Regions from separate parts of the Homo sapiens genome. Here region 1 is linked to region 2. A link is a contact called in ENCODE Hi-C or POLR2A ChIA-PET data. All regions are on one chromosome and are shown on one strand. Each heading gives the region's core, a stretch centred on a gene start or an enhancer-like site at or near the end of the contact. The rest is flanking DNA. Distances are from core to core; before and after follow the strand shown.

What was found. A loop is a pair of places that touch in the nucleus more often than their neighbours do. ChIA-PET counts read pairs that join two places held with the same protein, here RNA polymerase II (POLR2A). Pooled maps may share reads with other maps.
Region 1: a loop to region 2 is called in a map of ovary, with 8 times the contacts of the local background. The contact joins two enhancer-like sites. A Hi-C loop is called at or near these places in 1 of 168 maps with a recorded cell type or tissue (ovary) and 4 of 50 pooled maps. POLR2A ChIA-PET finds 5 or more read pairs at or near these places in 1 of 52 experiments (activated CD4-positive, alpha-beta T cell).

What each region holds. Positions count from the first base shown.
Region 1 is chr17:55,810,945-55,817,802 of GRCh38, forward strand. It overlaps a transcript of PCTP not described here. Among named protein-coding and RNA genes, the nearest start is that of PCTP, 63 kb to the left of the region's middle. Within about 2 kb of position 3,672, at least 3 of the 41 ENCODE cell types and tissues checked have a DNase peak (open chromatin) inside an H3K27ac peak, as active enhancers do.
Region 2 is chr17:55,658,530-55,665,312 of GRCh38, forward strand. No RefSeq gene overlaps it. Among named protein-coding and RNA genes, the nearest start is that of TMEM100, 61 kb to the right of the region's middle. Within about 2 kb of position 2,207, at least 3 of the 41 ENCODE cell types and tissues checked have a DNase peak (open chromatin) inside an H3K27ac peak, as active enhancers do.

The DNA.
Region 1 (6,858 bases), core at 2,422-4,921, 150 kb after region 2:
TTATTGCAGAGTTACACCCAAGCTGCCAGAGTTCTTTAAAGACATCAGGGGAGGCCGGATAGTTGTTCCAAGCTATTACCCATCTATAGAATGCCCTTCTCTCCCTATTAATTACTTCGATTTCTACATTTTCTGCATGGCCTACCTCTAATATTTTCTTCTGCAGAGAATTGTTCTTAGCCACTCAGACTATAGGAATCATGCTCAGTTGTCATATATTTCAAACAGTTCTGTGTCACCATTTCCTTTGTTACATACAAAGTCTTTCCTCCAAATAGAATATAAACCAGTTATAGAGAGGCAAAAACATGATGCCTTTCGAAAATCCTAAAGGCCTTAGCAAATCAATTATTATCATTATAGCAAACACATATCTAGCACTTACTATGTTCTCTTCCAAGCACTTTTCACATATTATCTCATTTAATCCTGACAACCAACTATGCAGTATTTCCTATTGTCATTTTATTTTACATATGAGGAAACTGAGTCCTAGGCAGTGTAAGAGATAGTCCCAAGGTTACTCTGCTTAAAACAGAGATCTCTCACCCAGAACAATTTCTCATTGGCACCTTCACTTTGCTCGGCTGCCAAAAAAGTAGATATTGACGTGGAATCTGAATACAGCACCTGGCTGGAGAGCATTGCCTGTCTGATGATTCACACTTTTAAATAAAAATAATAAAACCCTTGGCTGGACAGCTTCACTTCCACAGTCCAGCTGGGATGTCGTCACTGTGGTTCCAAAACACACTTGGGTGATATTTCAGCTTGAATAAGTGTCATTTGCACATTCAGTTGTGAAAATTCTGCACGGAGGTCTTGTGATCACACTCCTTGTCAGGCATCTGCCAAAAGCTTGCTAATGTTTTGGCTCCCTTGTCCTGCTGGTTTTTGCTGGAAGTGACCTAGAGGAGCGTGGGATGCCTTCTCCTTTAGTTGAAACCCAAGTTAAAATGGGACAATCTGGGTGAGTGACCCAAACCTGAGTCCTGATTCAACCATTATTTACTGAGCACTCAGTATGTATCAAGCATTTTCCTGTATTTTATTACATTGAATCTTCCTGGTAGCGCTCTGAGGTGGGTGTTGTGATCTGTATTTTACAGATGTGGAAGTAGATTCAGATGTGAAAGTAACTTGCCAAAGGCCATTCAGTGAGTAGAACTAAAGAGATCTGATTCCAGGTTTCCTGCCCTCATCTCCATATCAAGGTGCTTCTAGTTCACTTTGAGGTGAATAAAGTAAAGAATGGAGGGGTAATATAATAGAGATGATAATAATAATAATTACAAACATCACTACCAACATTTCTTAAGTCTGCACTGTGTGCCAAGCACTATGGGAATACCTTACAGGCATCACTTCATTTTACCCTCACAACACCCATAAGAGGTAGTAGGCACTAGTATTTCCCCCATGGTACAAAGAAGGAAAATGATGCTTAGAGACGTTAAGCAGGTTAGCAAATGATGTGCCAAGTTTTAAGCCCAGACATTCTGTTGCCAAGGCTTGCTACAACAGCTGTATGAAAACATGCAATGTGGGAGTGCCAGATTAGATTCCTCACCTGCCCCATATCTTCAAAGAAAGCACCAAGAGAAAGTGTGAGGTCAATGATTTGAAAAAATTAATCAGACTGTCAACATTTCCAGTGGAGCCCATTCAGCCAAAGTCACCATTTTCAACGTTAACCTCCATGTTGCAAGGCTGACTTAGGAACGTTACACTCACAGACTCTGAGGAAGATGATGGATTTGTTGAGATGGAGCCTCACCTGGCTTGGAGCCAGGATGTCCAGGCTAAATCTGTGTCATTTAGTCCTTTTCACCCCATCTTATTGGGAGTAAGCTGGAAAGAAAATTCGGGTGCTTTGCCAAGGCTTTGGGAATTCACAGCCCTGTCACTCAGAGATGAGAAGGATCCTTTAGTTAGAAAAAGTTCTCAGTCACCCCTTCTGGAAGATAATCAGTGATGTGCCTTTCCGCAGTCATGAGAGTTATCACTCCTCCCCACGGGGAGAGTGGGCAGTCACGGTGAATCCTGGAAATGGGAGCTGCTCCCAGAGTGATTGAGAACAGAACTGAACTCAGTTCCTCACTTCTTGGTACCAAAGGGGTTGGGTTGTGCCTTGCAAAGGGAGAGCAAGAATGAAAAGAAGAGTAGAATGAGGTTTCGTTTTATATCCAGTAATCAACACACCAAATTAAAAATGAGCAGGGCAGTTTTGTGTGTGCTTGTGATTTGTTACACTGTTTTCCTTTCCTCTCTTATTTAAAAAATGCTATTTAAACAATATTATAATGACATTAAAAGAAGTACGTTATTTATTTATTTATTTTGAGACAGCACCTTGCTCTGTTATCCAGGCTGGGGTGCTGCGGTGGTGCGATCTCGGCTCACTGCAACCTCTGCCTCCCATGTTCAAGTGATTCTCCTGCTTCAGCCTCCCGAGTAGTTGGGATTACAGGTGTGCACCAACATTTTTGTGTTTTCAGTAGAGACAGGTTTTTTTGTGTTTCAGTAGAGACAGCTAATTTTTGTGTTTTCAGTAGAGACAGGGTTTCATCATGTTGGCCAGGCTTGTCTCGAACTCCTGATCTCAGGTGATTTGCCTGCCTTGGCCTCCCAAGGTGCTGGGATTACAGCTGTGAGCCACCGTGCCTGGCCAGAAGTTTAATAAAGAAAATATTCACATTCCACTTGTAGAATACAGCATAGTCTTTGCTCGTGCATCATCTATTCTTATGTAACTGTAATCAGACAATAGAGTGAGCATTTTTCCATGTTGTCCCATATTCCTTAAAAATATTCCTTGCTGGGCATGGTGGCTCACGCCTGTAATCCTAGAACTTTGGGAGGCTGAGGCCAGAGGATCTCTTGAGCCCAGGAGTTCAAGACCAGCCTGGACAATATAGTGAGACCTTGTTTTTACTAAAAATAAAAACATAGCCGGCCATAGTGGCACATGCCTGTGGTTCCAGCTACTCAAGTGGCTGAGGTGGGAGGATCACTTGAGCCTGGGAAGTCAAGGCTGCAGTTATGAGAGATTGAGAGATCGTGTCACTGCACTCCAGCCTGGGTGACAGAGGAAGGAAGACCCTGTGTCAAAAAAAAAAAAAAGAAAAATTGTTTCAAAAGAGAATTCAATGCGTCGATTACAAAGCCTATTGCTTCTTTCCTTTCTTAATTTTGCTGACACTCTGATATTTTAATCTCCATTCTAGAGTGTGAGCTTATTCATATCCATTCTAGAGGAAGGAGGAGGTTTGAAAATGAAGGGACATGCACATTTGTCTACCCTGTCATGTGTTAATGGTTCCCATTAATAACAAAATAGATGAGGATTAGATAAGAGGAGAAACAGAAGAAAAAAAGATCAAAAGTGTTCACTAAAATGAGTTGTATTCTAGTTATTTTCAATTTTAGGAGAACCAAGGTGAAAAAATGCACTAACCAGCTGACAAACAGCTCTGCCCTCCGGAGGCTTGGCAGACACTGAGCAGCTGCTCCTGGGGCCAGGCACCTCTGGCTGTGCCAGCAGCTGTGCCAAGGCTGAACAAGGTCGGGGGGAAAGAAATGCTTCACATACCTTTGGATTTGTTTAGTCATTGACGCAGGAAATAGGTCTGTGTCGCTCAGCTGGTAGCATCATTGCGTTTGCCTGGAAGGTCAAGGGTTCAAGAACCACACTAGAAAGTTGGCAGCTTCCCGAAGCCAATGCTTGCACTGTCATGGAAGGCAGGTGGTGGTGAACACTGGAGAAAGGAATGCTCTCTCTGCATGTCCCAGGGAAATGGGGCTCACAGGGGCAAGACAGACACAACACCACTCAGTTTACTTTGACCCATAAGCTTCAAAGTACTCCTGTGTGGAACTAGCAGAACTGTCATCCAGGGGACAGGATTGTGTCATAGACAACTCTAGAAGACAAGCGGAGTTTGGGGCTCTCTGATGCATGCTCTACCATCTTTTTTACTGAACCCTCAGCTCAGCCTCTGTTTCAGCTTTGAGAAACTCAGAAACCAAGAACAGTGAAAAATTGTGGCAGATCCTCAGGAAGAAAAGAGGCCCACACTTACTGAGTAAACTAAGCCTGGAATTCAGGTCTACAGCCCAGTAGAATAATCTCTTTGTAAACTTCTCTAAAATGCTTATGTGCATTGCTGCTTGGAAGTTCAATGTTATGCACAAAAGCAATTTACTATAATATTTAAGATATTTAAATTAGTTTAAGAGTTTAAAAAGCATGATTATATTTGAAATTATTGGGAATTATTTATAGTAAATACACTTGATAATTTTGCTTTTGGCTAAATATTGGAAATTTGGGGAAATAATCCAAAAAATGATAGTAGAGAGGGAGTTCAGCAAAGGTAAATGTGGAAATACATCTTTTAAAATTAATCAAGCCCACTCCGCTAAAAGATAGATCACTTAAGCCTGAAATACAATTTATCTGCCTAAAGAATTTCTATGGCAGCAGGTGTGGCCTGAACAACAGTGCACACCTGAGCTGTTTGTGCATGGAGTAACATTTTGGCTTACAAGTTACCACAGGGCTAATTGTTGCTTATTTATTTCGTGGGCTGCTCTGATCCTAGATACCTTTGTCCCTGGAATGTGGGAGATTGAGTAGGTGTGGGGATGGTGCTCTTCGGTAAAATTGTCTTTAGACTGGAGAAGGTACAGTAACAGGCAGCTTCTTGTTAGTCTAAAGGAAAAAAATCCCTGACTCCTTTCCCCTTTAAATAAAACACCTTGCTTGCAACCAGCTATAAGAGAGGTTTGAGGTTGGCTTGCATCGGGAACCTGCCAACAGGTTCAAGTCTGATGTTCCTACTCCCAGGACATCTTTTGCTGTCTTATCATGAGTTTTTTATTTATTCAGTTATTAGGAGCTGTCTTTCTGCTCCTACCCTCAGAGACCTAAACAAGACCTCTCATCTTTTGAAACCAAAGACAGAGTGAAACAGTCCCCAAAGAAAGGAAATCCTACAAAGTCTAATGGAAGTTACACAGTTTTGGATTTCCCTTGGCATTTCGTGGTACCTGTCTCTAGTCCTTAGTGCTGTCTACCTGAAATTACTAACATTTCCTCTCTTCATGAGGACAAGGTTCTTCTTCTTTAATTTTTTAACAGCTTTATTGAGATATCATTCACATATCTCACATACGATTCACCCATTTAAAGTATATGCTTCAATGGCTTTTATTATATTCACAGACTTGGGCAGCCATCATCTTAATCAATTTTATAACATTTTCATGATCACCCCCAAAGAAATCCCAAATGTTTTAGCCAACATTCTCCAATCCTCCTGTCTTCCCAGGTCTAGGAAACCACTAATGTAATTTTTGACTCTATGAAATTGTCTGGATATTTCTCTATGAAATATTCTGGATATTTCATACAAATGGAATCAAGGCTCTCTTTAAGCATCCTACTATTCTTCTACAGAGCCTGGCCAAAAACCTGGTACCTAGTAGGCCTTTTAGCAAGGCTATATTAGTTACTTGATTTAGGTATATTAAATGACTCTTTTAGGATCAATATAGCTCATGAGTGGGTAACTGGATAGTCCTAGATGAAAGACCTCATATGCCATTACCCATGGCGTGTTAATGGTCTGGACAGTATCAGAATGAAAAGACAGCCTATGAGTCATAGCTTCCCCTAGGTGAGGTCCCACAGACATGGCCCCCTGTACTACTTGTCTGTTCAATGATATAACACGGACGCCATCAGCTCAACAAATCAGAAATCGATTCCCTAGAAGACTGGAGTTCTCTTATAAGTTGGCACACCACGGTGTGTGTTAACAGGCAATAACACTAAAATGCACTAAAGACCATGTAATTTATTCCCAACATGCTGTTATTCTTTCCAAAACATTAGCTTTGGAGCAGAACGTTTGCTAAATGTTGTCTTTATTTCCAAAGCTTGGGGTAAAGATCATATGCAACCAATGACTGAGAGATAATTGGCCACTTTACAGTTTTAACCTCAAATGAACTCCCCCGTCTGAGTAAATTTCCTGGTAAAAGATCCCATTTTAATAGAATGTGAAAGCTGCAAGAAAGATGGAGCTTACAGATCACAGTATGGTCTGTTAGATAAATGACCAGGAGTAATATTTCTTAAAACCACATTTTGTAGACAGAGTTAACAGAAAACCCAGGAAAAAAATACCCAGTGGTTCAGCATTCTCGCTTAAATGAAAATAGCATGTGTGTTTTCAGCTCAAGTTGTGCCAGGGCTTGGAGGGAAATTGGCAAGGATTAAAACCAAGAGTCTTTTGGGGGTTGTTGGGTATTGTCATCCTGGACCTGACCTCACAGCTTTCTCTCTTGGAGGAGAAGGCAAAAAGTAGCTGTGCTAAAACTTTGCTCTAAGAGTTGCCACAGAGTCCAGAAAGTTCCTCTTCTTGCAGTTGGCTTATTTTCACTGAGCTGGCATTGAGCCAGAAGTCAAGTTATTATTTTGTTTAATAGCTGAAGAAATGACCATCTTGTGCTTTTTAACCTAAAGGTGGCCTTGACTGCAGATCCCTGGATGTGGGGAAGCACCTAAGAAGGTCAGTTCTTCCGGTAGAATGGGAGGGTGCTCCTGCTGTGCATTTAAAGTGAGGTCCTTGGTTTCCTCCTTTGGATTATCATCTTTGGTGAGGTTTGCCTTATGGAGAACTGATGACTGTGAGTTGTCATGTACAAAGTGGAAAAGTAGCTTTATTGTCTGAAGCTCAAATTTCACAGGCTTGCACTCCTTGGTTTAGAATTCAGATTCCTCAGTTTGAAAGAGAACAAGAAAATGTCGCACCTTTTAATCTATTTGGGCAGAAAGAAAATTTAAATCTA
Region 2 (6,783 bases), core at 957-3,456:
AAAGTTTCTTTCCAGTGACTTAGAATCCTCTCCCTAAAAGGAATCCTGATGCTAAGAAAAGTAACATTGTTTTCCATACATTTACATACTGGTTAGCAATTGTTTTGAGCACTTACAATGTGCTAACTCCCATGTCTTGAACTTTACACCCATTATCATTTATGCTCAATAGCTCTATGTTACCCAACTTTCTTGGAATCAGGTGATGCTTGCTAAACTACCAGGTGGGACACAGTAGAGAGGGGGCTAAATAGGAGCAGGAGGAGAGAGGGAAAGGGAAGCTAGAGCACACTGGTTCGAAGTATGAGTCCGAAACTAGACTGCAGGGTCTCAAATCCCAGCTCTGTCATTTCTTGCTTGTGGGGCCTGCTTGAGTAAACCTTTGTAGAGGTAAATGTTTACCATTGTAAACCTCAGTTTTTTTCTCTTATTCAAATGGAGATCATAATTGTACCTATATCATAGAACTGAGATGACAATTAAATGAGATAGTATTTATCGGGTGCTTAGCCCAATGCTTGGCACTGAGTATGAGGTGTTCAACAAATTATTTGTTATTCTTCTTCTTATTATTACTATCCATAGCAGCCTCACGCTGGTCATGTTGATAATTCATTCTTCTATCTGTAGCACTGCTTTTTTTCTTCCTTTGAGATGGATTCTCACTTCTGTTGCCCAAGCTGGAGTGCAGTGGCATGATCTCGGCTCACTACAACCTCCACCTCCCCGGTTCAGGCGATTCTCTTGCCTCAGCCTCCTGAGTGGCTGGGACTACAGGCATGCACCACCATACCTGGCTAATTTTTGTATTTTTAATAGAAACAGGGTCTCACCATGTTGGCCAGGCTGGTCTCGAACTCCTGACCTCAGGCAATCCACCCTCCTTGGCCTCCCACAGTGCTGGGATTACAGGCGTGAGCCACTGCGCCTGGCCTGTACCACTGCTCTTTCATCTAAAATGAAAGGGAGAGGGGCACGGTGGCATGAGCCTATAGTCCCAGATACTTGTGAGGGTGAGGTAGGAGGATCACTTACACCCAGAAATTCAAGGTTACGATGAACTATGATCACGCCACTGCACAACAGCTTGGGCAACAGAGCAAACGCCATCTCTAAAAAAATTTGTTTTAAAGGGAGAGGGAATAATAATGCTTTGCTCTTCCCATGTATTCAAATAAAAACTTGAGGCAAATTAAATTCAGCAGAATTTAACTGAGCAAAGAACTATTCACAAATTGGGCAAACCTCAGAGCCAGAAGAGGTTCAGAGAGTTCCCCTTTACAACATGGGCGGACAGCATTTATGAAAATGGAAGTGAGGCATAGAAACAGCTTGATTGGTTATAGCTTGGTGTTTGCCCTATTTGAATAAGGTCTGATCAGTGATGGATTGGAGCTTAGCTGCTGTGATGGGCCAAGACTCAGCTATTTGTTACAAAAGTATACTCCTAAAGTCGGCTTTCAGTTAGTTTCTGTACTAAGTTAGGTTGCAGTTGTTACATAAGGAATCAAAGTATAGAGTCATTCTCAGGCCAAATTTGGTTCAATTCAACACAAGCAACAAGAAATTCAGGAATGATAAGTATAAACATACCTTGGAAAATTCATAAAGAACCACACAAATATTAAGGAATACCATTCTCAATAGAGCATTACTGGAATAGAATTAAGAACTGCACTAGGTCCATGTGATTCAGAGTAGAAGTTTTCATTTAATTCCTAAGTCAATTTATCAAGTAAAGCAATTCAACACATCTCCTCTCCCCAGAGACCAATCCATAACTGTCATTTGACACATTTACAGCCCACTTCCTTCAGAGAAAATGCTTATTGAATGTTGTACAATAAACCATTTCCTAGTCTTGGTGCTGAACAACAGTGACCCACAGGCCCCTTCTCTGTTTCAATGAGCTAAATGCTGGTGGTTTTTTTTTTTCCCCCACAGCCTAACCAACCCAGCTTCCCACGAAATTCCAAATGGATTAACTCTTTCTGCTCAAGGGGGCTCAAATGCTGAGCTAGCTGAAGTGTATTCATTCTAAAACTGGAAACAGAACAGGATAAAATAGACCATTTGAGTTTTCCTTAGAGCTTGGCTCTTCTTTGCTGTTTCAAAATCTCTGACTCACCATTTGTACTGAACAAAAATGACCAGGACTCCAGAGGATAAAAGTACATCCACACTTTACAGCCACGGTATCTCTGCCCTGCCAGGGTTCAAGGTTCAGGTTTTACCTAAAGGCCTCAAGGACTTGATACCTGTGATTCCTGGACTACTCTCTTAGGTAGACCTTTTAACAAACTCCACCTTGGTGCTTCTTGTTAGTTAGGCTGGTCTTGCTGACTCTGTGAATCTGGAGTCTCGCTTTTGACACCAGGGAACCTGCCTGTTCCTCACTGCCTTGTCTGCTTTAGAGCACTGGTCAGTAAGTGACAAGCTAGCTTTTGACACCAGGGAACCTGCCTGTTCCTCCCTGCCTTGTCTGCTTTAGAGCATTGGTCAGTAAGCGACAAGTCATAGGTTTGATTGCTGATGCAGAGATTTGAAAGTTGTGGCTGCATGGGCAAGTCAGCTTAACCTCTTTGAGTCTCTATGTCTTTTTATTTTTTAATCTGCAGAGCGGGGTTTCATGAGTTTCTCCATATGGATGTTATGATAATTAAATGAAATAATGAATACAGAAGTTGCTTTTACAACAACTGGTATATGAGATGGTCTCAAGCAATATTAGTTAAAGTTGGGTGTTTATCTGTGCCTCCAATATCTGCCTCCTTATAGTTTCCATATCCTCCAGATGCTTCTAGTGCCGACCTCAGCTGCCTTGCCCTTCTTTCATTGTTATTTTTATCCCTTCAAGTGCACACACTGACCTTTGCATTTGATGCCTGGAAAATAATTTGTCTCAACATTCTAAGTCTATGTCAATTAAAATAAATTTAATGCATTTCTCAAAGCCTCCACATTCATTTCTACTGGAAAAATCCAAATGCAAATGAGACATCTGGTTCTCATGTACAGATGGTCTGTGCATTATTTGCATCTTTGTCAAATCAAGCTAATGTGAAACCTCATGTCATATGGTCTGCATGTCCTCTGTTTCTTTGCTAGGGATTATATATGATGAAAAAATATGACCAAGATATGATGAAAATATTTTCTGAAGTCACACTAATTTGTGTTTTGCTGTAAGTCAAATCACTTGATTGTTCTGATAAAATATTTGTCGAGTTTTCCCATGTCTGTGGCACTGTTTTTGATTCTGTGGGAAATTCAAGAAAACCATGCTGTAGACTCTGCTCAGGAGGGTAACATCAGAAGCCCTGCCATTTCATAGAGAAAGCATAGGATTATGCATTGCAAATCCTAGGACTGGCTTTTGTCATTGGAGTCAAGTTTTCCAAACTCTAGGTCTGATGATTAATTTAAAATCAATTAAAATTGAGTAAAGATTTTCCACATGTATACTATTACTACTAGTAGTATATGGTCTATGATGAACAAGCTTCAGTCCTTGCCCTTTAAGAGTTTTCAGTTTGATCGAGAGAGGCAGAAAAGTAACTGGATAATTGTAATACAGTGGGATTAGTGCAAACGTCATTCCTATAAGAAGGCATTGAAAGCATGCACTTGCACACACATACGAGAGCTAGGGTGGATTTTAGTCCCAGCTCAAATGCCAGCTTCCTCCTCTCAACTCCCCCAGCATTTTATCTGAACGTCCATGATGGCCCTGTTCCATTTTTGCATCCTCCGCAAGTATTTGTAGAATGAATGAACAATTTCCTTACCTTTTCCAAACACAGGAAGCTGGTATCTATAGCTGAATAGTTACTGCTCGATATCTGATCCTGCATACTATTAGGCAAGCTGCTAGGGTAGTGATAAAGTCCCTTGGAACCTCACCCCTGAGAACTTATATCTTTGCGTGACCCTGAAAAGGGTGGGAATTCAATGAAATGAGTAAATTATCAAAAACAAACAAGAAGAACCAAACTCTGGAATTTTAAACACGGATGACCTTGCCTCACATAATGCTGAGGGTCATATGAAAGCCCACTTTGGCCAAAGCATCTTCCCAAAAATCCACCCAAGAACACCCTCCTTCCTTCCCTTCACCCATGGTCCCCATACTCCTCAGTTTGCTTCTCCAGCCCCTGTGTTTACTCTGGTTTCTGTCTCTGTGCCTGACCCTTCTCAGGTCTAGAGACTGGCTGTGGCGCCCATATCTGATCTTTGTTTCCACCTTTATTCTCTGCTGTTTCTGTCTACTTGACCTGAGTGTCATGTACGACTTCAAGTAAAGAACTCCCACAAGGTGGCTTCCTCTCTAAGAAACTCTCAGCCTAGGCAGGTCCCCAGTTTTCCATTAGGGAGGGAGACTTTGGATAAGTAAAGAAGGATGGGATTGAGGTGTCTGGGTTCCAGGTACAGCAGTTACCAAATGCGTAATCTCAGATAATGGATTTTACCTATATTTTGCCTACTTTCCCATCTGTAAAAATGGAGGTAGTACCTACCTCAGGTGCTTGTGAAAATCAAACTTGAATCAATGTATGTATAAGCGCTTCAGAGGAAGATAACATTAAAAAAATAGCAGTTCTTTCCTCTCTCACCTCTCCCTCATGTGGCCTCAGTTTCCTCCCAGGCCCGAGTGTCAATGTGATATTCTTCTTAAGGCAGAAGGATTAGGAAGGCCCCTTCCTAAGGACATTCCAGGCTTACCTATCTTTGATGCTTTTTCCTGGTCTTCAAAGATTATTTCCTGTTCACTCTCTCAATTCATCTCAGGAACACTGAAGTATCCCCCAGTCTGATGCATGCCAATTATTTTGCAGCTAACTCATTGACAGTTGAACATGACATCAATCCGGGTATTGATAATAATAATACCAAAAGAATCAAGGTCAGCAAGAAAGGACTCATGATGTGTTACATCATTTCCAACAGTCTCAAGTAGGACTGTTCTGGCTATCTTATTTTTTACTTTTACCTTAAGGATTTTATACTGCCTTTGTGTGTGCCTAATTTTTGCCTTAGTCATCTGGGTCTAAGTGGTTCCTTATTGCCTGAGCCTGACCCTGATGCTCTCTTGAGGAGGAATTTGTAATCTTTTGTTGACACACTAGCAGTGTGGGTGCATCAAGAAAGAGAAGCAATTTGAGGGGTTGTTAAAAAAGCCAAGAGTGCATTCCAAGACATGGAATCAAAAGAGTATGTCAGAAGGAGCCCAGGTTTTCAACAATTTGGCTTTTATCCTCTACCTTCCAGAACTATGACTAAATAAATATCCTTGTCCTTGATCTTTAAAGGCAAATGGGACATTTACCCCATTATGTATTAGTCTATGTCCATCTCCATCTCCTTCTCCATCTTGTCTCTGTCTCTGTCTCTGCCTTTATCTCTGTCACTAATCAATGTAGAGAGGTGTACCAATGTCTTTTGGGAAGTTTCTGCACCTGTATGGCCATTGTATGTCATGCTATGTATGTGAGTGGACAGGTCGGCCTCTATATTTTTTTCTACAATTAAGTGCAGATGCAAGCACCAGTGAGCTCCTTATAATACAGGTTTTTGTGTTTGGGACATAAGCACTGATTTCTGGATCTTGGAGTTGAATGCCATCATTGACAGGAAGGAGCGAGGTCAGTTGCTCTTCAGTCCAAGAGGTAGAAGGACCCCCAAGCCATTACATTCCCAGGCAGACAAATGAAACTGTTACAGAGGCTGCTTCTCAGGCTCCCAGTCTTTCCATCCAGACTTTATTTCATGGCAGATGAGCATGCTCTAAAATGTGAAGAAGATGAGAAAGTCTATTGAGGATCAGCCTTGAAAAGATCTTGTCCTTCTACCATATTCAGCAATCGGTGAAGCATAGAAGACAGGGTACACATGCTCTCCCTGGAGGAAGTACAACCTAGCACTGAGGCCAGTGTCTGTAGAGCCAGGCTGCCTACTTCCTCATTCTGCCCTGAACCTCTTATTTCCTAGCCGGGTGACTTTGAGCAAATTATTTATCTCCTTAGACTCCGTTTTCCTCAGTTAGTAATATTGCTGATTTCACAGTGAAGTCTAATGCTTAAAGGACTTAGAACAGTGGCTATTTACAGGTAGAGCTCAGGGAAGAGTTATCTATTATTCTATGTCCTAAAATCTAATGAAGGGCTTACATTCTTTGCTCTCCTTCCTCAATCTCACATCTATCCTGCAAAATGTCTGAGAAGTTATTTTCCCCGATTTTCAAGCATAGAAACTGAGGCCTGAGGAAACAAGGGGAAATGGTCTGGGTAAGAATGAAGCTGTCTAAATACAGAAACCAAAGCTCATGTTTTTCTCCTATAAACGATTCTACAACATTACTTGCTCTTTAGGATGGGAAGAAAGGCATAATTTTAACCCAAATTCCCCCACAATAGTTTGGGGTTTCTTTGCTAATACTCCTTTTATTGTTCCTCCTCTACCTCCAAAGAGGTCTTCAACTTTTCCTTGAGTGGAGGAAAAATAATGTCTGCATCATACATATACAGCAAAAAGCCTGTCTCTCATCCACCCCCCAACCCCTGGTTATATACAACAAAATATCATGAATGCAAGGTGTCTTAAGGCAGGGATTTTAAAAATTGCTATATCCTCCACTAGAAATGTGTTGAATAAATGGATGGTTGATGATTCATTTCTTTTGGTCTCCTTTTATCAGGATCTCATTAGGTGTCTGGTACTTCACTCTCTCAAGAAACACTTATTAAAAACCGAGTATGGTCCAGCCACGATAGCAGATGCCAGGAG